Linked DNA regions of Homo sapiens: regions 2 and 3 are each linked to region 1. The links are chromatin loops, found by intact Hi-C in ENCODE. Cell type or tissue: Caco-2. All regions are shown on one strand. Links, peaks and the distances in the headings refer to the core of each region. The heading gives the core; the rest is flanking DNA.

The links. Hi-C counts contacts between places; a loop is a spot of excess contacts. Peaks named below come from ENCODE experiments on the same cell type or tissue, not always from the same donor. Only the 100,000 strongest peaks of a DNase experiment are listed, where the experiment ranks them.
Region 2: a loop joins it to region 1, with 12 times the contacts of the local background. A loop is called at or near these places in 13 of 110 quality-filtered maps.
Region 3: a loop joins it to region 1, with 2.4 times the contacts of the local background. A loop is called at or near these places in 4 of 110 quality-filtered maps.

What each region holds. Positions count from the first base shown.
Region 1 is chr11:93,230,337-93,238,425 of GRCh38, reverse strand. No RefSeq gene overlaps it. Among named protein-coding and RNA genes, the nearest start is that of SLC36A4, 36 kb to the right of the region's middle. In Caco-2, for the core only: a CTCF peak has its summit at 3,626; DNase peaks (open chromatin) are centred at 1,504 and 3,625.
Region 2 is chr11:93,619,001-93,627,089 of GRCh38, reverse strand. No RefSeq gene overlaps it. Among named protein-coding and RNA genes, the nearest start is that of CEP295, 39 kb to the left of the region's middle. In Caco-2, for the core only: no CTCF peak of the experiment used is centred there; a DNase peak (open chromatin) is centred at 3,781.
Region 3 is chr11:93,483,674-93,491,762 of GRCh38, reverse strand. The region is part of intron 2 of SMCO4 (single-pass membrane protein with coiled-coil domains 4); the gene reads left to right. Among named protein-coding and RNA genes, the nearest start is that of SMCO4, 56 kb to the left of the region's middle. In Caco-2, for the core only: no CTCF peak of the experiment used is centred there; a DNase peak (open chromatin) is centred at 4,422.

The DNA.
Region 1 (8,089 bases), core at 1,465-6,464:
ATCCAGATAAGCAAGAATGCATAATGGGTTCCATTTACATAAAGTTCAAAACTAGACAAAGTTAATGCAGAGTTTTGAAGTGGTTCACTTTAGGATGGGAGAGAGGGAGAGTGTTTGGCAGAGGGCATGAGGGGGTCTTTTGAGGGGCTGGTAGCATTCTATATCTTGACTTGGTTTCACAGCTATGTTCATTTTGTGATATATATTGAACTATACACTTAGGATTTATGCACCATTTTCATGAAAAAGAGTTTTTCTTAATAAAAGTTATCCATTTGCTGCATTTACCAAGGTTTTATTTAGGTCCCACTTTCACAAGGGAGTTGCTCCTCACCATTCCTGGGGGTCATGTGGAACCAGGAAGGTTTTTCTCCCTGGGTAGCTGGAGATTGTGTTAATGTATATGTGGGGAGGGACAAAATCACACTCCAAATGGGAAAAGCCAAAGTTTGAAGAAGAAAGACAGTTCCAAGCAAAGTGAGGCCATAATCAGATGATGAAAAATTGGCCAGAGACTGGTGGGATCAAGCCCCAGAAAGCTGGTATCTGGGGACCAGAGGTTATGGGGCACAGTGGTTATATGCAGAGATGCTGGAGCCAGAATCCCTGGGTTGATTTCTCAAATCCATTAACTTCTGTTTTACTTTGGGCAGCTTCCTGAACCTCTCTGTGCCTCAGGCCCTCTTCTGTGAAATGCACCTGAGAAGTCAAAATGTAATACTTGTCAAGCACTCCCAGCTGTGCTTGTCCCATGCTGGGGGCTCAACATGTGTCAACGACTACATCTGCATCATTTTCTGCTCTCACAATCTATATACCAGAGCATGGCTGTCCACTGCTCACATGTTTTATAGGAAAGCAGGGGAAACCATTCTCTTCCTTCCTAGTCCTAGTTCCAAAGTTCCCAGGCCAGATACCTTTCCTGTCCATAAAAGCTATGACTAGAGAACAGGATCACATTCTATAAAATGACCACTCCCACCAAACCATGTGAATTGGGAGTCAGACGTTCAACAAAAGGGGCAGGTCAGTTTCCAGACAAACAAGCGAGGAGTGATTTGAATGATATCAAGAGGAGTACAGTACAAATAGCATATTGGTGGGTCCGCCTTTCTTCAAAATGAATGAAACTGTGCCTTTATACACACAATGTAGAAGTGTACGTTAAGCCTGAGTATTTGCCCCAGATTTAACTCTCTGCTTCGATAAGTCATGACTGGTATTTCTTTGGCTAGAAATAAAACAAAGCAGGTCCCACTTTCTGAGATAAACATTTAATTTAATTTTGTATCTCACTGGGTTTTTAATCCCATCACTTATCTCAATGCTCTGTTTCTCACTATTTTATCTCAGGGTTTCTGAATGTTCTCCTTGAACAAACAATGTAAACACAATAAACACCGTAACAGACAAGAACCTTGACATAGAAGTGGAGACACACTAGCGGTAAGGCATCCAAGGACACCAAGATAAAGCAGAGAAAAACATGAAGTAGCCAGTAGGTGGGGCTCGGAGGGAAGAATTGACAGTGGTGGTTGTGGGAGAGCACTGCAAGCTCAAACACTGTGCTAAATTTCAGGCGTTAGTAGAAATGTCAAATAGGTGTGTGTGTAGGCAATTATAAACATGAGAAATGCATAGAATGGTGCCTTACACAGAATAGGTGCTAAATAAATATTATCCAAATGAGTGAATGAATGAAAAGAGGAGAGACAACGGATTTGCTTTCATTCACATATAGGAGCTTTGAGAAGTCAAGGAATTTTAGAATTAAAAGGGACCAGTAAAGTCTATTCCCCTTACAAGTGGTTTGGGCTTGAGTACCTCAGTCTCAGGTTTGAATTAGGAATCAGTAAGAAAGAGAGAAAGAGAAAGCAACAGTGACACATGGATTTTTTAGGGAGTTAAAAGCATTCTAGAATAATGGATGGCTGAAGGACCGTTTGGGGGGAGGGGGGGAAAGCTGTCATGGGATAATTGGAACAGACCCCAAGGAGGTCATTTATCATGTCGTCTCTCTGCTGGCTGCAGAATATAGAAATCACTAGCTGATGACAACAATACTCTACGTTTGTGTAGTACTTCTAGTTCTGAAAGTGCAGTCAGACATTATCTCCATTAATTCTCACAAGCACATAGGTATTCTTTTCTGGGACTCAAAGGAAGTTACTAGCTCAGAAATAATGGATGCTCGTTGATGTATGAAGTTCCATTACCTCTAACAGGGAGATGGAATGTCCTTTAAAAGATTCCTCCACAAAATAACATATTCATTTATGTAGTAACAGGGAGAGTTGTTGAGAATTAAATGATATATTGTCTTTTCAAAGCTGTGAATTTATCAGTATTAACTTGGAAAGTGTCTTTACCTCCTCCTTCCAAGATAATAGCAAGGAGAGCCACCAAGGTGCTTTGGACAGTTTTCCAAGGGGAAGGAGGATGATGCTTGGTGGGAAAGTGGGGAGTGGCCCCATCCTGGAGGTGACTTCCCAGGGACTGGGAAGGCTGGGATGTTCAGTGTGTTCTGGGTCTCACTTTGCACCTGTGCACCGCTTGCAAGCATCACAAGAGGACACAACTTAGATGAGGGTGGTGGTGCTCGTAGGGGTAGAGCGATTGCTGTGAGAGGTATAACTATAACCCGCCTGGCGCAAGAAGCCTGACTGGTAGCAATAGACTAGATCTCAGCCTGTGCTTCCCAAGAGGCAGATGTAAGGGACAGAGACCTTTCACTTCCATTTTCCTCAACTGCTTACCTACTGGGATTTTAGTATGATCCATAGGAGATGGAAGCAAATTTAAAAAGCGAATATTGGAATTGTCACTAATCTTGGCAAATTAAGATTTGATTTGATATAGAAAAATAAAGACATACAATGTTTCTTATACTTGAGATGTCATGGAATGATTGTACATCTGTTAATCTTCATTCAACAAGCATTTATTGAGCACTTACTATGAGCCAGACTTTCTAGTAGGTGTTGGGGATATAGGGGAGAATAATAAAGAAATGGATCTTGTTTTTGAGTAGCTTGTTACATCTATAATGGACAGATAGACAATTAAACAAGGAATAACCAGACAGAGTGCTGAGTGTTAGAACAGGAGAAAGACAGGGATCTGAGACACCAGAAAAAAAGAGGTTACATAACCTAGTCTAGGAGACAAAGACAGCATCCCTGCAGAAGTCACAGTTAAGCTGAGACCTGAAGGATTCTGTCCTGCATCGCACAACACTTCCTTCCCACCACTGCTATGCTAAGCACTTACCCCAGTTACATAGTATTTGCTATTTTCAAATCTCTCTCTCACTAAGCATTGAGCTCCCAGAGGTCTTACAGCATCATGTAAATTATTAAAAAAAAAAAAATCTTTGTATCCTCAGCACCTCTGGTAGAGCTCCTACACTTAGTAGGCTTTCAATGCATAGCTGCTAAGTGACACAAAAATTGAAAGAATGAATAAATGATGAATGATGGGAGACCTAATTGCATTATATAGTAGAAATGCCAGTGTTCATCTGTAAAGGGTGCAGGCTGGATGCTGCATTCTAGTTAAGCAGTGTCACTACTGTGTCCTCCAGGCAGCCAGTTGCTGAGCATCCGCTAATTAAGGCTACACTGCCACTCTGAGGGCAGTCTGGGTAGTGCCAGGATTGGACAGGACACTGATGTCCGCTTTGGTTCTCAGCTTCAGGCTGGTGAAAGCACTAGCAATGCAGCCTCCTCTTTGAAGGAAAGGTCTCTCAACGCTGTCACAGTCCTTGCTCAGGCAGCCCTCAGTCCCTACTGCAAAGTAAGGGCATGAAGTCTTCTCTTAAAAGTGCAGGCTGGCTAAGGAAACCGAACCTCACTTTCATGGCACAATTTTGGGGACACAGAGGAATTGAGTCACATTCTTTTCCTTGTGTGTGGGTTGGAGAGGAGGAATCCAGTTCCTACCCCACCCCTCCCATTGCCCTGGAAGAGCCACCTGGGGTAAGCATGACCCCCTGGGGTAAGCATGAAGCCTGCACACTCACCTCAGCACAGGAGGGAAATGCTTTAGCTGAAATATTCCCCTCTTTAGTGACCCTACTTCTCTCCAGGGAGCTTTAAATGCTGGTGAATTCTGATCAGCATCCTGGAAGGGAATAATGAACTAGCACCCAGGGCACCTTCCTCACTTGTCTCCTAGCCAGTCCCCCAAACTTCTGTCTGGCTGTTACTGTGTGGCTCAATGAACTGGGGGCAAGAAAATCTAGATTATAACCCTGGGTTTGCTGATTCCTATGCGTTACACCTTTGGTTAGTTGATTAATCTCTTTGAACCTCAGTTAGCTGATCTACAAAATAAATATTAATATACCTGACCTATCTTACAGGGCTGTTGAAGAATCAAATGGTACAATATGCGGAATGCCCTTTGTGAACCTGCAAGCACTACACACGTGTAAAGTATTATTATGTCCAATATGTCTGGAAATGTATAAAATAATGATTCCATAGAAATGTACTTTTATGTTGTGAAATCCTCACTGTCTCTCGTTGTTAATCCAGGGAAACCACTGACTAGTATTCCTTTCACTTGATTGTCTCATTTCTTTCACTGATTAATTCATTCAAAAAGCAGTTATGAGCAAAATTCAACATCAAAAATATTGATTGAGTGCCTACAATATGCCAGGAACTGTTCTCAGTGCTGGAGATACCACGGATATTAAGGCAGATATATCCCTGCTTTCCTGCACTGGGGCTAGAGCAGGGAGTAAAATGGCAGTCCCTGCACTTAGGAGTTTACAGTCTAATGAGGAAGGTAGGAATTTTAAAACTAATCATATGAATAACTATGTGTGTGTGATATGGTTTGGCTCTGTCCCCACCCAAATCTCATGTCCAGTTGTAATTCCCAATATTGGGTGAGGGACCTGGTGGGAGGTGATTGAATCATGGGGGCAGATGTTCCCTTGCTGTTCTCATGATAGTGAGTGAATTCTCAAGATATCTGGTTGTTTGAAAGTGTGTAGCACTTCCCCCTTCACTCTTTTTCTCTTCTGCCACCATGTGAAGAAGGTGCTTTCTGCCATAATTGTAAGTATCCTGAGGCCTCCCCAGCCATGCCTCCTGTACAGCCTGTGGAACTGTGAGTCAATTAAATATCTTTTCTTCATAAATTCCCCAGTCTCAGATAGTTCTTTATAGCAGTGCGAGAGTGGACTAATACAGTGTGTATGTGGCAACATTAAACTCTCGTTAAGAACACAGGAAAAAAGAAAATGTTTAATATTGTTGTTATACTCTTGTCCTCATGAACCCTCAACTGCTAGTGGGAAAATTAACTAATGTCCAATGTCATTAAACTCCATTCAATCCAATATTTTATACAATTCTCAATCAGGCAATGCTCAGAATCCCCAGCAAAATGTTCAGCTTTTCAGGTTGCCCTCCCCTCCTTCTGTTTTGGTTCCGAAACTAGCATCTCGGTTTATGGGGGGATAGTAGGGGGTTGCAGGGAGGAGGTGTCATTTCCAGGACATGAGGCACAGGGGAAGAGTTGGGGTCCTCTAATGTGTCCTCTCTGTCTTCTGGTCTCCAGAGAAGTGCCTCTTGTCCTCCTATGTGCTGGTAAAGTCTGTGCTAGTGTCACTCAGACCCTGTCTTGGCTCTGTCAGATCCTGGGATTGACCCTTGGCTGGCTTGGTCCCCTGCCTGCATCTGCCAGCTGCAAAACCTAGGTCTCTACCACATTTGCTCTCCAGTCTGTTGGCTTGACAATCTACTCCTAACCTCTACTGTGAGAGTCACCTCACTCTGCAATGGCTGAGCCAGTAGCAGAGCTACTGACTTTCTACTCCACACCTATTCAACTTGTGAACTGAAGGGACTCAGAAAAGCTAAACCTCAGGGCCTCTCTCTGCTGGACCACACCACACCATTAGATCTGTGAGAGCTGCCCCAGAGACCAAAATGAGCAAGGGCTGTAAATCTTTTACCAACCTAGTGAGTTGTTCCCAGTACAGTCCAGATGAGAAATATGGGGACCCCCACACCCTGTTTTCCTCTTGCTCTCTGCCTTTGCCTCTGTCTGCCAGTGCTCAGGCCTGGGAAATGATATCTGCATGATACCTGTCTCATCATACCTTTGGCGAGTCTCGTGGCTTCACTAAATACCCTCCAGGAAGACTTGGATCTAAGTTCCTTTGCCCAGTGAATTCTTTATCCCTGCTCACTGCCCGGCTTCTTGCAGCTACTGAGATTTATCCACACTGCTGTCCATACACCAGGACCCCATCCCTCTACCTGCAAGTCTCAAAGCACCATAACACATTGCTGTTATGTGTAACAAACTCTTACTGAAGGTTAGGGGATGATGATGAGGGGCTGCATCAATAAATAAATAAATAAATAAATAAATAAAAAAGATGGGAAACAACTAAATCAAATAACAGAAGGCACTGGCCAAAGGCCCTCAGCTGTCTCTACCACAGTGACGGTCTTGCTGGTGACATTCCCAACTTTCTCACAAAGCCATCATTTCCTGGGACTTGTTTTATTTCCTTCTAGCCAAACACTTCTGTCAACTTTCTCAGTTCAGAGACACTCATTTACTGTCCCTACCGCCCCCCTGCAGGTAGCTAACCTGTAATTCTATTATGAAGGGAAATTTAGCTCCTTTTTATCAGATGCTAAGGTAGAATTAGCATACAGCAATGGTTAAGCTCATGGATTTTAAAACCAGCCTACCTTGGTTCAAATCTAGCCTTCATTGCTTACTAGCTGTGTGGTTTTAAGAAGTTGCTCATCCTCTCCGTACCAGTTTCCCCATCTGTAAACTTGGAATGGTTGTAGCCCCTACTGGCTGGGGCCCTTGTGAGGATTATATGATAAATACAAATAAATAAGATGCTTACATCTGTCCTATACAAAGTAAACACTCAATGAAATGTAGGTATTATTCTCTCTACTTCCTCCTTCCTACACTACCCTAGACCAGTGATTCTCAAACTTTAGCACATATCAGAATTATCTAAAAGTCTTATTAAATGTCAGGTTGCTGGGACCCAGAGTTTCTGATTCAATAGGTCTGGGATGGAGACAGAAAATTTGCATTTCTAACGAGTTCCCAAGTACTGTGATGAAGCTGGTTCAATGATCACACTTTGAGAACCACTGGCCTAGACCATGTTTTCCATTCTCAAAAAGTTCCATTAAGTTGTTTTTCTTGGCTTCCCACCCTTAGAAACAGGTAGAAGCTTCAAATTATACTTTTTTTTTTTTTGGTAGAGATGAGATCTCACCATATTGCCCAGGCTGGTCTTGAACTCCTAGCCTCAAGCAATCCTTCAGCCTTGGCCTCCCGAAGGGCTGAGATTACAGGCGTCAGCCACTGTGCCACGCCCTCAAATTATACTTGTTACAGAGCTTTTCTGGATCAAATTACATAGGCAAAAAAGAATTTATTATGCTGACTATTTGGTAACAAAGAAAAGGAAATAAAGAATATAAACATGTATATCCATGTTTTGTTGTTGCAAAAAAAAAAAAAAAAACCCAAAACAAACGAACAAACAAAAAACTTAGGAAAGATAAACCAGAAACTGATAGAATTGTTTACATAGGATAGGGTAGAAAGAACAGGAAAAAGAGTGACAAACTTCTCTGATTATGCCATTTTTTTTCTATAAATATATATATAGTTTTGACTGTTGGAAGCATGCTAGTGTTTTCATATTTAAAACATTAAATCAAGTCTGAGGAAAGAAGCCTAGAATTGAATTAAAAATACAAAATTAAGAGTATATCAAATAGATGACAGAACTGCATGAAAGGGAAAAAAATTGAATGAATCTAAGTCACTTTGGTTTTTGTTTCTTTTTTTTTTTTTTTGAGACGGAGCCTCGCTCTGTCACCCAGGCTGGAGTGCAGTGGCGCCATCTGGGCTCACTGCGAGCTCCGCCTCCCGAGTTCACACCATTCTCCTGCCTCAGCCTCCGGAGTAGCTGGGACTACAGGCGCCCGCCACCACGCCCAGCTAATTTTTTGTATTTTTAGTAGAGACAGGGTTTCACCGTGTTAGCCAGGATGGTCTTGATCTCCGCCCGCCTCGGCCT
Region 2 (8,089 bases), core at 1,727-6,726, 390 kb before region 1:
TGAGATCCTGTCTCTAGAAAAAATACAGAAATTAGCCAGGTGTGGTGATGTTGCACCTGTAGTCCCAACTACTCAGGAGGCTGAGGTGGGAGGATCACTTGAGTTTGGAAGGTCAGGACTGCAGTGAGCCATCATTGCACCACTGTACTCCAGCCTGGGCAACAGAATGAGACCCTGTCCCTAAAAAAGAATACAATAAATGAATAAATAAATAAAATTATTTTACTGATAACCCAGATCCTCATGAGTGACTTGGAGGGGCTCAAGACTTTAGTGGAGGAAATAACTGCAGATGTGATGGAAATAGCAAGAAAACTAGAATTAGAAGTGGAGCCTGAAAAATGTGACTGGATTGCTGCACTCTCATGATGAAAGTTGAATTGATGAGGAATTGCTTTTTATAGATTAAACAAAGAAAGTGGTTTACTGAGATAGAATGTACCCCTGGTGAAGATGCTGTGAACACTATTGAAAGGACAGCAAAGGGTTTAGAATATTACATAAACTTAGTTGCTAAAGCAGTGGCAGGATTTGAGAGGACTGAGTGAAATTTTGAAAGCAGTGCCACTGTGGGTACAATGCTACCTAATAGCATCACATGTTACAGAGAAATCTTTCATGAAAGGAAGAGTCAATTGATGTGGCAAATATCATTGTTATGTTAAGAAATTGCCACAACCTCCCCAACCTTCAGCAACTACCACCCTGATCAGTCAGCAGCCATCAACATCCAGGCAAGACTCTCCACCAGCAAAAAGATTATGACTCACTGAAGGCTCAGATGATCCTTTGCACTTTTTAGTAAGAAAGCATTTTAAAATTAAGGTATGTATATTGTTTTTATAGACATAATGATACACACAATTGCGCAATTAATAGAGTACAGCATAGTATAAACATATCTTCTATATATACTGGAACACCAAAAAATTCATGTTACTCACTTTATTATGATAATTGCTTTTTTTGCAGTGATCTGGATCTGTACATGCAATATTTATGAGGTATGCCTGTATATACACTAGTCCAGATTTTAGCAGAATAGTTTAGGATGGGCTTTAACTATTTCCTCCATGATCTTTTAGCTGGGATAAAGTGCATATAGGGCTCCTCATCCTTCTTGGTGATCCTCTATATAGCTATTAGTTCACTTGGACACCCTCACAATACACACACACACACACACACACACACACACACTACAGTCTAAATCCATACTGATGAAATGAAACATATTTATAATTAAAATATGGTCCACTAAAATGCTCTTGCCCGTGATAGAAGTAGAATATTATATTGCTATGCAGAGTTTTGTCAATCTCTTTAAAACGTTTCTTTTCCTGTGCCACCTTAGTGAAAAAAAAAAAAAGGTGTCAATTTTGGCCATCTATAAATTAAAGGCCACCAGTTGGATACTTGGAATACCTTGCCAAAGCTTGAAAATTAAAGTTATTTGTTTAGTTTTTACTTTGGGGGACAAGATTAAATCCTTCGGCTGGGTATTCTTCCAGATATTCTGAAATTGTACTCTTAGGAAAGGCAGCAGGAGACGCTATTGTCCTCTGCTCCCAGTGACCCCATGGGCCACAGAAGGATTGGAAAGGGGGCAGAATTACTCTAGTATTTACAAACAACTAATACATTCTACACAGCGCTGCAGCACTCACCCTCGTACTCAACCAGCAACATATCACTCAATGCCTTTTCTTGGAGAATGCCAGGAGATTCTCCCTGACCTCTAACATCAATTTAAACTTGGATAATGAGTTTTCTTCTCTCTCTCTTTTTTTTTTTTTTTTTTTTTTTTTTTTTTTTTTTTTTTTGCTGAAACAGTGCTCTGAATACTATGTCTACTTAATAAAAAGTCTTCAATAGAAACTTTTGTGATAAGGCTTTGGAGCCAAATAGACCTAAACGGAAGCGGAAGCTAACTGTATCCCTATGAGCAGTTTACTCAGTTCATTCTACAAATTTTAACGGAGCACAGATCACATGCCAGGCACTGTGCTAAGTTTGAGAGACACGAAAATGAGTAAGATGAAATTTCTCCCTCTTGGAGTCTAGTGGAGGCTGTCAGAAAAGTAAACAACTAATTACCGCATAGCATAGCATACCAGCTGTCATCGCAGGCGGCTGTGGGAGCTGAGGCCCAGGGGAGGGTAAGGGAAACGTTCTCAGAGGAACTGGGTAATAACTGAATGAGTCCTAATGAGTGTGAACCTGAAATGTCTGCGACAGGTCTCAGTTAATTCAGAAAGTTTAATTTGCCAAGGTTGAGGACACACGCCAGTGACATTGCCTCAGGAGGTCCTGACGACATGTGCCCAAGGTGGTTAGTGCACAGTTTAGTTTTATATGTTTTAGGGAGACATGAGACATCAATCAACACATGTACGATAAGCATTGGTTTGGTTCGGAAAAGGTGGGACAACTCGAAGCAAAGGCGGGATTGAAGCAGGGGAGGGGGCTTCCAGGTCATAAATAGATAAGAGACAAATGGTTACATTCTTTTGAGTTTCTGATTAGCCTCTCCAAAGGAGGCAATCAGATATGCATTTATCTTCATGAGCAGAGGGGTAACTTTGAATAGAATGGGAGGCAGGTTTGCCCTAAGCAGTTCCCAGCTTGACTTTTCCCTTTCACTTAGTGATTTTGGAGCCCCAGGATTTATTTTCCTTTCACAAGGGTTAGTAGGAGGTAACTAGGAGAGAGCTAGGGCTGGTTAGAGAGGAGACTGTTTGAGGTGGAGGAGAAGTAACCATCAATAACAGAGTGATAGGAATACTTAACACACGGAGCTTGTGGGAGAATTAATGGAGAAAATGTAGATGTATAAAGTTCTAGCCCAGTCCATAACAGGTGCTGAACCAATGTAGTTCAGGAGGCCCATCCTCTCCCTCTCAACCATGGTATTCTCTCCTCCAGTTTCCTCTTTGTGGCAAAGCTGAACTCTGGACTTAGCAGGCTTCCCTATGGTCAGTGTGCATTTAGAGTCTGCCGAAGATCATGTACTCTCCACTATGTCAAAACTGCCCATATTTTGTACAAGTTAATTGCAGAGGTTACAAGGGGATTTGGCCACCTCCTTAACTTTTTCCCACAGCACATGGCAAGCACAAGTGAGTCCAGGAATGCAAATAAAAGCACAATGCAAAGGTCTGAGTGTGCTGGTACATACACTGAATTATTCTCTGCATGATCATTTCAATCACTGTTATTAGGCCCTGTAATTAAATATCACTAATGTTTCATGACAGCCCCCCAGCTGGATTCAGGGCACAAAGGAAAAGATTGGGGTGAGTTGGTGGGGGTGGGCACACCAAACACAGAGATGTCTGTGCTTGGGAAATGGTGTCGTCCTTCAGGACCATTCACTAATACAAAATCTTCTCATTTATATGCAGAAATAATGAGGCAAAGGAGCAGCTTAAGAAAAAAGAGAGAAGATAAGCAAAAATACTACAGATCACTTAAAAAGCCACAGTAATTTACCTGTCTGCTTTTCTTTTCTGGGAAGATTTCTATCTGTCCACATTGTCATAAATTACTTAGGAACAGTGGAGTAAAATTGGTTTTCAGTTTGTTCCACCTCTATTTGACCCCTGTGTAAACAAGAAGCCACACTGGATTTCCTCATACTCTTAGCTGTAGAACAGCCCCAAGAAACCAGGTTTTCACTTTCCAATTGACCACAATTCTGGGGCTAACAGATCAGCCATGGCAGAGAATTGCAAGCAAGTTCCTGGCCCTGCTGCTGAGGGATTCACAACACTTTCTGCCTCCAGGCTGCCTGCTGGGTTAAGCAGAGCCTGTCCTTGGTGCCCCTGACACGTGCAAAGTAGCCAGAGGGAAGGAAACCTTGGAGGAAATGTGAGTTCCATTCTCACCCTTGTCAGAAAGGAATTTTTCCTCCGGCCTCTGAGAAGGTCTGTGAAAGTAAATTAGGTAGAAAATTACTTTTTGACAAACTTGACTGAAGCTGTGAAAGTCGTTCTGCTTAAGTTTGAAAAGTGATTGGAACTGAAGGGTTTTTTTTCTTTTTAAAAATGATACTTTCTCTCTTTTCTTTAAAAAAAAACAAAACAAAAAACCAGATTGTCCCAGGGTAAAGAATAAGAATTCAGGTAGACTGTGAGCACTTTTCTAGTTTGTCTGATTCTGATGAGGAATTCTTGTCTTCATTTGCATGTCATTACCCAGGCCCTCTTGGATTTTCTAGGCATTCTGCATCAGTATGTAGAATTTTCTATTATTTCTCATTGCAAATGTATCATGTTTATGGATTAAACAGCCATTCCTGCTAGTATTAGAACAATACAACCATCATATTTGAGCTGTCGTATCTATGATTATTTCTGTTATCTACTTTTGGGTAACAAAGCACCCCAAAATTTAGTGTCTTGAAACAACAGCAATTCATTATCTTCCTAAATTTTGTGGGTTGGCCAGGCAGTTCTTCAGCCAGATGTGGTGCTGTTTGGGCTCTCTTACAGCTTCATTCAGCTGGCAGATGGACTGGGCTAGAGGGTCCCTGAAGGTCTCTCTCACATATCTGGGACCTGGTGCTGACTGTCCACTGGGCACCTCTGTTTTCCTCCATGTATCTGCCTCTCCACATAGGTCTCATCCTCCAGGTCCTCTCATCTCCAGAGGATAGCCTGCACTTCCTTACAGTGTGGTTGCTGGGCTCTAAGAGGAAAAATAAATGCCAGGCTTCTTAAACTCTTAAGGGGTGGTCCAGGACTAGCATAGGGTCACTTTGTCCATATTTTGTTGGCCAATGCAAGTGACAAATCCAGCCCAGATTCAAAGGAAAGAGGAACCAACTTCACCTCTTGGTGGCAGAAGCAGCATGCACAATGAGGTGGGGGAGGAATTGATGGCAGCCTGATATGGTTTAGCTCTGTGTCTCCACCCAAATTGTTACAGGAAAGTGGTCCCAATCCAGATCCCAAGATAGGGTTCTTGGATCTTGCACAAGAAAGGATTCAGGGTGAGTCCATACAGTAAAGTGAAATCAAGTTTATTAGGAAAGTATAGGAATAAAATTATGGCTATTCCATAGAGCAGCTTCTAGGGCTGCTGGTTGCCCATTTTTATGGTTATTTCTTGATGATATGCTAAACAAGGGATAGATTATTCATGCCTCCCCCTTTTAGACCATATAGGATAATTTCCTGACTTTGCCATGGCATCTGTAAACTGTTGTGGTGCTGGTGGGATAGCAGTGAGAAAGGATGACCAGGGGTCACTCTTGTCGCCATCTTGGTTTTGGTGGGTTTTGGCCTGCTTCTTTACTGCAACCTGTTTTATCAGCAAGGTCTTTATGACCTGTATCTTGTGCCAACCTCTATCTAGTGCCAACCTCCTGTCTCATCCTGTGACTTAGAATGCCTTAACCATCTGGGAATGCAGCCCAGTAAATCTCAGCCTCCATCCTATTCAAGATGGAATTGCTCTGGTTCACACGCCTCTGACAAAATCTCAGCTGGAATTGTAATCCCCATGTGTCAAGGGAGGGACTTGCAGTGAGTGAGATCTGGTTGTTTGATAAGTGCGTGGCACTTCCCCACTCTCTCCCTCTCTTTTCTGCTGCCATATAAGACATGCCTTGTGCCTCCTTCACCTTCTGCCATGATTGTAAGTTTCCTGAGGCCTCCCCAGCCATGCAGAACTGTGAATCAATTAAACCTTTTTCCTTTCTAAATTACCCAGTCTCAGTTATTTCTTTATAGCAGTGTGAAAACGGACTAATACACAGCCCTTTTTGGAGACATCCAACACAATGGTAAAATGCATTTGAACTGATGCTTAAAAGTTTGTTCCAGGAAATTGAGGATTGCCAGTATTATTGAATGAATCTGGATAAACCAATGATAATTGATAGTGATAACAAGTATAGCTACTCTTCATTAAGTGCTCCCTTAGTGTGTGTTAGGTGTGATGTTAGGTGCATCATTTCTATCTTCTAGAAAACAGCATGGGAAGGATGGTATTGTTATACCCATTTTACATATTAGGAATCTGAGGCTTAGAGACCCAGTAGTGCAGGGGTTCCCTGCAGCAAGCCGTGAAAGGTGCAGAATGGGGCATCCTGCCTCCACTTTCCTCAAGTATCTAGCCCTCCAGAATGTCCCACCTCAGGTCTTCCCTGACCTGGGCCACACCAGTCAAGACTCACTGCTTCCTTTCCCTATCTGAAGGTCTCTTATGTTCAGACTCTTTCTAAGCCTGCCTTCTGCTCACTAACAAAAGGTACTAACAGGTTTTTAGTTAAACTTCTTCCATCAAATATGTTGCTCCTTTAAGTTGACAGCTTTGACTCACCCAGTTAAAATTTTTCCTTAAGAAAGTACTTAGCCAAGAACAGGCAGGAGAGAATTTTGAAGAATTTAGAAAGTACAAAGAGCTGACGATTAGCCTCCACCATTTGGAGGAATGGCTATACCAGCAGGATGGGTTATGAATAAATGCAGAAGGAATGGACCCTTTGAAGAATGGTTCTGGACAACCAGCCATACATATGAAAAAGCACAAAATTAGATTCCTACTTCATACCATACACAAAAATTAATTTCAGGTGAATTAAAGGCTTAAATGTAAACAAGTGAAGAGGATATGATATTATTTCTAGGACCTTAAGTGGAGACGAGTATTTCCTAAATTAGACACCAAAGCTCAAAACATATTGAATAAACTGATTAACTCCAATTATATTAAAGCTTAAAACTTATGTGAAGTTGAAGATGTGAATACCCTACAGCCCAGTACTTGTATGGTTATTGGTTATGGATAGATCTAGAGAAACTCTCATACACAGGCATGAAGAGGAATGCAAAAGTTTGTTCACTGAAGCATTGGTTATAATATTAAAGAAATTAGAAACAGTCTAATTGTTCCACAGTAGGGGAATAGAAAAATGAACTGTGGTTTATTCATATAATGTAATAACATTTAGTAGTTAAAATGAATAAACTAGATTTATATGTAGCAACAGGGATAAATCTCAAAGTCATGCTGAGTAAAAAAAGCAAGTGCAGTGTATATACAGAATGATGCTTTTATGAAAATTTTAAAATGCAGGGAATGACATTAAATATTTTTAATATGGCTACCTGCATATGCAGAAACGTATCAAAACCACAGGAGGATACACACCAACTTCAAAACAATGGGAATGGGGGAGGGAACTGGCATCACAAAGCGAAGACTTCATTGTATTTTATGCTTTGTTTCTTAAAAAGGATTTGGGTTCAATGTGGCAAAATATTATCCTATGTTAAATCTGAGTAGGAATAACAAGTGCTTTTATTACATTGCTTACTGTATTTTTCTTACGTTTTAAACAGTTTGTGTTTTTAGAACCCCTAAAGAATGATAGCAAGGCTGTGAGGTCCAGGTAAATACGAAAGATAAAATTTGGAGAACGTAGATTGTATTTGAAGTTGCAGCTTGTGAAGTGCCTGGTGGCTTGCCTGGTGGCCCATCAGCCTGCCATCTCAGGACCATTTCCTTTGAGCCCAGCCCTGGTCCAATTGATAATGCTCCAGCCCCTCTCCTGCTTCCCCCTGACCTGTCTTTGGGGTACCCTCTGCAAGCAGAAAATAGGTTGAATGCTCACTTGTCTCTACTTACTGTTCCCAGCTACCCAAGCTCATTCCTATTTTCCTTTTCATGGTTAAAAATTCAAAAATCCGAGGTGAATAATGAGGATGCTGTTGAAGAAGGAGAGGAATTCCAAAAGGTCTCACTTCTTAAAAAAGCTTTATGTTTTTCAAGGCTGTGTCATCTACATTATTTCAGTGGCATTGCATGTTAACCTTGTAGACAAAGCAAGTATTTTTATTTCCATATAACTGATGAAGAAACTGAGTTATTGCAGAGCTAAAAATCATTAAAATAATTAGTGAGATGGCTGAAACAAGAAGCCAGTCTGAAGTCCCATTATATAGGCTCTTCATAGTGTAATGAATTGAGTGTGGTGTGTGACTAACATGGTAAGTACAGGTCTCCAAGGGGGCGTTGGGTTGAATTGTGTCCCTACAAATGACATGTTTAAGTCCTAACCCCAGTACCGTGAATGTGACCT
Region 3 (8,089 bases), core at 2,136-7,135, 250 kb before region 1:
AAGGATCAGGGTCAGTGTGGTCATCTTCCTCAAGGGTCACATTTAACCCAAAGATTTGGGAGAAATAACATTTTAAAATTTTACAACCAATACTGATATTTGTTAAAGGAGAATTCAATATCACTTAGTAGTTAAGAGCAGGCTGTGGAACCAGACTGCCTAGGTTTGACTGTGTCTCACCACTTACTTGCCTAGTGGTCCTGAGCAAGTTACATAATCTCAAAACTCATTTCTCACTTCTAAGGTGGGAGCCTGTGATGCAGTAGAGCCAACAGCACGGGGATGTCAGGGATCAGTGAGAGCCACGGAAGGCTTTATCACAGTGTGTGCACATTGTAAGTAAACAACAAGGCAGATGTTTCATGTGATCACTTGATGTTTTAAGATAACAGAGGAGCCAAAGGAAATTTTATTCTTACCCTGGCCATGCCCTAACATGGCCTCCAGGGATAGGCATTCACTTACTTCTGCATATTTCAGATGGGCAAGTTAGGAGAAGCACTGCCTTAACAAAACCCAGTGCACACCATTGGATGGCTTGCATGCTTTCTCAGGAATTCTTCCCCAGCCTTGCCTTGGAGTTGAGCTGCCGTTAAGGAAGTGATGAATTAGCCATGCTTACTTTTAGTACCTGCTGTTTTAAAGTACCTATTTGAATAGCAAATGAAGTCGAGGGAACCTACAGGTTTGGATAAAGAACTGCCATCTAAGGAATGACGGTATATAGAGGAGCTTGTAATTTGAGCATTTTCACACACATTGCTTGCATTTCATTCTTATAACCACTTATTCATCAAGGTAGCGAAGACTGTCAGAATGGAAAGAGACTTCAGTAACTCTTGGGTCCATCTGTTTGATATGATTTCTGAAGTCCCTTCTTCAGCATCCTATTCGTCTTTCAGACCCTGCTTGGTTTCTCCGGGAGATAGAGCGTTCCCTGCCCCAAAGGCAGTTCAGTCTGGCTCCCCATAATTTCTACGCATTGGTTTAGGTTCTGTCTTTTAGAGCCGCAGCTAAATCTAGCACTTCTTCAACCTGTAATTTATGCCCTTTTAATATACAGACCTCTGGAGGTAGTGTTTCCACAACCTCACCTGGGCCATTTAACCATTGCGATTTAACCATTAAATATATGAAGTCTGCGAGAGGCAGCCTTGACTGGTAGGTCGGCTTAGTCTGGTGGACTTCAGCTACAGGTCTCAACTCATTGACTGATTGTGAAATCTCTTTTGTGGATCTCAACCAGCATTTTTTTAATGAAATGAAATATCAGAGTATATAAACACATATTTTCTAAAACTCTGATTTCAGTTTGTGTTGCATGTGCTGCCGTTATATTCTTTCTGCACATCATAAGCATTTCAAAAGCCATTGTTTTGGACCCTCTTACAGGAATTTCAAGTTACTTCACGTTTATTTAGTTATCATCTTTGTCCTTTTAATGGTTGAATTTGCTTCAGGTCAACTAGTTAAAGACATAGTAGCTGTGTTTCAGGTTGCTGATGGCTATTAATTTAACTCTGATTGCTCTGTAAAGAAGAGCATTTCCTGGCTGGCCAGGGTTAAATAACAAGACCTGTTCAAAAGCTCTGCTTCCTCCTTTTTCCTTACTCCACCTTCAGTGAGAGAAGCTGGTTGTGAGCACCTAGAGGATTTCGTGCAATCTTAGGGCCTGTCCTTAAAAGGCAGCCTTTCCTCAAGGCAGGAGGAACCTCCTTTGCTGCTGGCTCTGGGAAGGAGCTTTTGAGGACGAGCCTGCACTTACCCGGGCTGCTTTGGTCTCTAGACTGCCCTGAGCCTGGAAGTATTCTCACAAACAAGAGAGTCACCTTATCACAACTTGGTGTGAGGGATGTGACAATACCTCCAACTGGAAAGGGAGGGATGTGGCTTAGTTGAAAGAACAGAGTTGAGAGTCTAGCATTGTTTTCTGATCTTGAACTCTGCATTGGGGATGGAGGGGGAGAGGTGTGGGGGGACAGGTGAGGGACAGCTGTGGAGAGAGGGGGCTCCTTGGACACATGACTTAAGCTCTTTGAACAACGGTCAGATTTCAGGTTCAGGGCCTATGCCAGGGACTTTTCTTTTGTAATCTCATGTCATCCTCACATTGTCTTTCTCTTACTTTGTCGTACTGGCCTGATGAAACCCCATCCCTGGTTAAATTGAACCTCCTACTTTTTCTATGCCTACACCTGCGCGGTTGGTGCCATCCTGACTTTCCTGCTTCAAGCTGTGTGGCCTCCAACTGCAGTGGGCCCCAAGCTGGTGGCAGGTCATGCCACTCCTCCCATTCAGTCATCGCCTCCTGGACAGCTGTTCATGGCTTCTCTCTCTTCAGACTTCCAACATCTCCCTTCTCTCCCTGCCTCCTAAGCAGATGCTCTTCTTTGAGGAATTATTTTTCATACATAATTATTTTGTCATTATTCCTTATGATGATGACAGCTAATGCTTATATTATACCTACTATGTACCAGTCACTATTCTTGTATATCAGTTTTCTAGGTCCAATTATTAGCCCCATTTTTCAGGTGAGACATCTGAGGCACAGAAAGATTAAGTAACCTGCCTGAGGTTGCAGGGCCGATAAACGGCAGAACTAGGATTTCAGGCCGGCACTGCCTCCGAGTCTTCCCTGTGCTCTTGTTTACTGCAGTCTGGAGAAGAGTTGCTCTCACTGCCTTCTGTCTGCCTGCTGCCACCCTCCCTCAGACTTACTCCAATCTTGCCCCTGACCCCTCTTCACTGAAACTGCTCTGCAAGTCATAGAGGACCTGCATGTGGCCAGACCAGATGGCCAGCTCCCCCTTCCTCAGGACACCTTCTTCATTTGCCTTCCAAGCCACCATCGTCTTCCTGGTTTTCTTCTTGACTCCCTTTTCAGTCTTTTCCTGCTTCCTCTTCAACTCCCCCAAGGTCTAGACTTTGGATTGCTCCAGGGCTTAGTCCCCTACTCTGCACACACTCCACTTCCCAGCTTTAAGGGCCCACAGCTCCCAGGGTCCTGTCTCCAGCCCATTCTCCCTGCTTTGCAGGCGCATGCCTCCAGCTGCCTTTTCATGCCTCTACTAGGGATGGCTGATAGATTGTCAAACTCCAGCTGTCCCCACCCGCCTCACACCCCCTTGCAACTTCCCACCTCTCTCAATGGCAACACCATTCTTCCAGTTGCGCAGGCCTGAGACCTTCAGTCTGTTTTCTTTTTTTCACACTCCATTTCCAATCTCGGTAAATTGTATGCCTCTGCCTTCAAAGTGTACTCGGTATCAGACCACTTTGCACCACATCTACCCGTATCCTGGAACATTAAGTTTTACCTGAATAATTCATTAGCATCTTCACTGATTTCCTTGCCTTAGCCCTTTCACAGCTGCAGTCAGTTGTCCACACAGAGTTCTTTTAAAATGTAAGCAGCACCCTTCTGTGGCCCCATCTTGCCCTCTGCTGCTCCCTCTGTGACCCCTCAGCTCTCCCTTTGCTTTCTCCGGACTTGCTGGCCCCTGCGTGCTTCTCAGACATGCAAGGGATGCCCCGCCTGAGGGTCTGTGCATGGGTCCTGCCCTGCCTGGAAGATCTTCCCCCTGCACAGGTCCCTTCAAGTCTCTGGTCCAGTGTCACTTTCTCATGAAGCCTTCCCTGATCAGTTACTCTAAATTTACAGCCTCTGCGCCTCCAGCAGCACATAGCATCATCTGACACATGCTCTATCCATTTGTTAGTTGTCTGTCTCTCCACATTCCCTGTGAATGAAGACAGCTTCATTACCTGAAGGCAACATTTTTGCTTGTTTTGTTCATAGCTGCATCCTCAACATTGTCCCCTGACATACAGGGTATGCTTAAAAAATATTTGAATGATAGATACTTTTATCTTTGTTTGACAACATAGTAATTGAAGGTCTTAAGAGGTTAAGTTACTTGCCCAGGATCACAGACCCTAGAATTGCCAGGATGGGACTGAAACCCTGACATGCACTTAATTTACCGTGTGCTGCTTTTTCTTGTTGACTAAGGACAATAATACATAACACAGTTACTTTGAGGATGAAATGAATAATGCACAGAAAAGCACTTTATTAATCCAAGTGTGCCAAAAAAATGTGACTTATCTGATTTATTGAGAATGCTAGCTTTCATGTCTCTGTCATTCGGCAACCCACTCAAAGATTCTTTTGTGTTTCTGGATTTTTATTTGGGAGTAGTCAGTGCTGCTGCCACTGCTGCCAAATAACATTTTCTTATTTTTTCTGCCCTTGGTATGAGAAGTGTGTGTGTGTATCTTTTATCTGTCTGTAGCTATGATCCCTCCTCCCCTCCATACACCCACTGGCCTTCAGGTCAAGAGCTTTCCTGACCCCTGTGGCCTGTCGGCAGCAGGGAGCTAGTGGAGCTGGCACCTGTGTGGCTGTCATTGTTTGTTCATGTATATGTTCCTGGGGCAGACGCTTATGTTATCAGCAGGTGCTTTGCGGGTGTCCGGAGTCCCATCTTGCACAATTCTCCTGTCAGCCTGTCTGCCCCCTACCCCCACTCTGCCGCAGACTGGAGTGAAGTGATCACAGGCCCGTTATGGCTAAATACCAGGGACATAAAATGAAGCAAGCACACTTGATGAACCGCAGAGCTGCTGCTCTCAAGTGCAGAATTTATGTCTCCCTGAACCCAGGGCAGCTTCCCTGGGCTTATAGCATAAAGCATAGAGCAGTTTGGCCCTTCTAATGCCTCATATTGTAATAATGACACAGTTACAAGAAGAGATGGTGGAGCTTTCTCCATATATACCCTTCTCGTGTTGTTTATTCATTTGTGTTCCTGATTTTGAAGTGGGAGAAACATGCAGCCACTTCTTAGGGAGCGCCTTCAACTGTTTTTTTCTGAAGACAGGAGAGCTTTGAAACTTTAGAAAAGGAGAACAGCATTGAGAATAGTCTAGTGGTTGGATGTCTGGGCCTGGTTACTGTTCTCACATGGGTTGTACAGTGGGGTGTAATGGGCGTTAGTGTACAGGGACTTAGCATGGACTCCAGGTCTGGTCAAGCTCTTCTCGGCAGGCACCCCTTCAACAGCCTGTGACATCCTTGGCTCCCTCCATGCTGTAGGCCCTGGGCAGTGTAGGGGTGGGTGGAGAGAGTTGCACTTTTCCTGGGGGCCTTCAGAGCAGCCTGGCCCACACTGAAAACTCAAGCGGGATGTGGTGCATCTTTTAACCCAGAATGACTGCCCAGCCAGCGTGTAGCGGCACCTTCCAGGCATCAGGGCTAGCCTGATTGTAAGCAACAGACTTTACCTGCTGCCAAATGAGACATACCAAGAAGGCTTGTGTTCCTCTCACAACCTTCCCTGTGTCCTCAGCTTCCAAAGCTGATGAGCGGGAACCAGGCTTGGACTCTTGATCTGTGTCCCATTGGTCCACATGCCTTGTAGGGGATAGCCTGGCCTCCCTGGAAGCAGCTGCTTGGGGTGGGGGCAACACGGTTTCTGAGCCAGAAAGAGCTTGATTGGAATCCCAGCTGCACTATTGACTTTCTAACCACCTGGGGCCTGCTCTAAGCCTCAGTTCCCTTGTCTGCAAAATGGGGATGAAGGCTGCTGTGAGGCTTGCATGTTTGTGGAGGGCTTTAGTGCAGTCGCTTGATAGGTATTGAGCATTCAGGAAGCAGTAGCTGCTGTTCTTATTTGTAGGGTGGTTGAGAGGCACTGTGGGGTCACACAGGATGGGTGGGCTTTGGAATCACATCTGAGTTCAAATCCTCATTCAGTTGGTCATTCATTAAATACTTAACGAGTACTTATTGCAGGTTTTATAGTGGAGTTGAGATTGTGCTTGTTCCCAGCAGTCTTTGATGTTGGACAACAGCATACTTTACTGAATCCCAGTTTCATCATTTAAATGGGGGTAAAAATACCAATCTTGTATGATTGTGGTGGGAATGAAATAAGTATTTATAAATGGCAGCTAGCTGCTTTATTATTACAGAATTTTCTATTCTAACTCAATGGTTAGTTGCCTAAGATGAACTGCTTGTCTTAAAATATTCCGGCTTTGATATTCAGTCCAGCAGATGTTTGTTGAGCACCTGTTATATAAAAGGCATCATGCCAGCCCAGGAGAATATTATTACCAGCAAGGCACATTTGCAGTCCCCGAGAAGTGGAGACGTCAGAGGCCCAGCCAGCTAGGCAGTAGCTGCCAGTCAGTGCTGCAGTAAAGGTATAAACCAAGTCCTGAGATAGCACTGAGGAGGAAGCTGTTGCTTCTGCATGGAGGAGCTGGCAAAGGCCACATGTGATGGTTGTCCAAAGATGAGAGACTGCACAGGCAGGTGACAGTGTGAGGGAAAAGCGCATTCCAGCATAGATGTTCCATCAGCAAAGGCATGGAGGTGAGAATCCACAGGCAGGCTCAGGTGTGATGGTAATAGTGGGTCATTTGGGTGTGGTGAGGCTGGAAAGAATGAATGGGGCTGGGCTGTGAAGGCTTAGGGAGTTCTCAGCCTTGTGGGCTGAGCCTATGATGTGGAAAGCTTACAGGAGGGCAGTGTGAGCCCCTGACTGCATGGGGCAAGCTGTCCGGTAAAAGTATAATGCCAGCTACTCATGGAATTTAAAACTTTTCTAGTAGCCACATTAAAACAGAAAAGAAAACAGGTGAAATCGATTTTAATAATAGATTTTATTTAACCCAGTATATTCAAAACATTATTTCAACATATAATCAGCATAAATAACTTTTAATGAGCTATTTGGCATTCTTTCTTTTGGTACTAAGCCTTCAAAATCTTGTGTGTATTTTATACCACAGCACAGCTGATTTTGGACCACAGCCATATTGCAGATGTTCAACACATGGCCGGTGGCTGCTGCATTGGCTGCACAGGGTTAGCAGGTCTGGGGTGATGAGAGTTGAAAGTGATCTTCCTTGTCTTAGACCTTCCCCTGAGAGCCTGAACCAGGCTTCTCGCATCAAACCTTTGAACAAACCTGCCCAACAGCTAATTGGTACCTCAGGGAAAAGAGAAAACCTGGGGGATTTTGTCATGCATGGGTTATATGGTGCAAAAAAAAAAAAAAAGAATTCCCTGGTGTTTCCCAGATTCATGTACATCTCCACAGCACAGACCTCGCTGGACAGCAAGTTACTGTGTACCATTTATTGAGCCTCTGGTATGGCCTGTTCATCCACTGCATACTTCAGATAATACATTATTTCTAATTTTTCGATGTCTGCAAAACAGGTTTCTTACCCATTTTACAGAGGAGGAGAGTCGGGACGTGAGAGATTTAGTACCTTGTCCAAGATCGTTTAACCAGATGGGGCAGAGCTAAGGCACAAACCTGACTTCAAACCTGTGTTCCTACCATTCCTTAATAGGATCTAACACTCTGTGTACATTATAATCTCCAAATCGGAGAAAAGTGCATATAAGAAGTTAGCATGTGTGCATACATGCATATCTATATACATAAGTAGGAAAAGACGGGAAAGTTCTAATCACAGAAAAAAAATCACAAACAATTCTGTGCTGAAGAATGCGTCCCTGCTTTCCTCCTCTCTGCCTCTGGTCTCCTGCCCACACATACTGGGGACCATTTGGAGTGTCCCCATGCTGACCGGTTGCCGTGGGTGTGTGCTGGTGGGGGGTAGGAGCATAGCAGGTGGAGTTTCATTAGAATTAGTAGAACTCAGGCATTTGTGAAGTTTCCGTTTCCCTGGTTAGGGAAGCTAGAGGCCGTGGGGCACTGGCATTTGAGAAGCTGGAGGCTGCAGCTTCCATCCTGCCTGAGCTGCTTGCTGGGCAGAAGCCAGGCTGAGCGTGTGAGCTTCATTTATTTCTCTCTGCAAGGGGCTGCTGAACCATGATGGGGGCACAAAGTGGGCGAAGGGCGGGAAGATAAGTGGGGTACACCCAGGAAGGTGGGGACTGTCCAGGCTTCAGAGTCACAGATGTGGGTTTGACCTTTGACTCTGCCAGTCCTTTCTTTTGTGTCAGTGGCAGGGCCTTGGATTCTTCCTTGTGAAACTGGAGCAGTCATTTTAGGCAGAGCTCTTTCCAGTGTAAGGGACAGAGACCCCTTGGAGCCAGCCA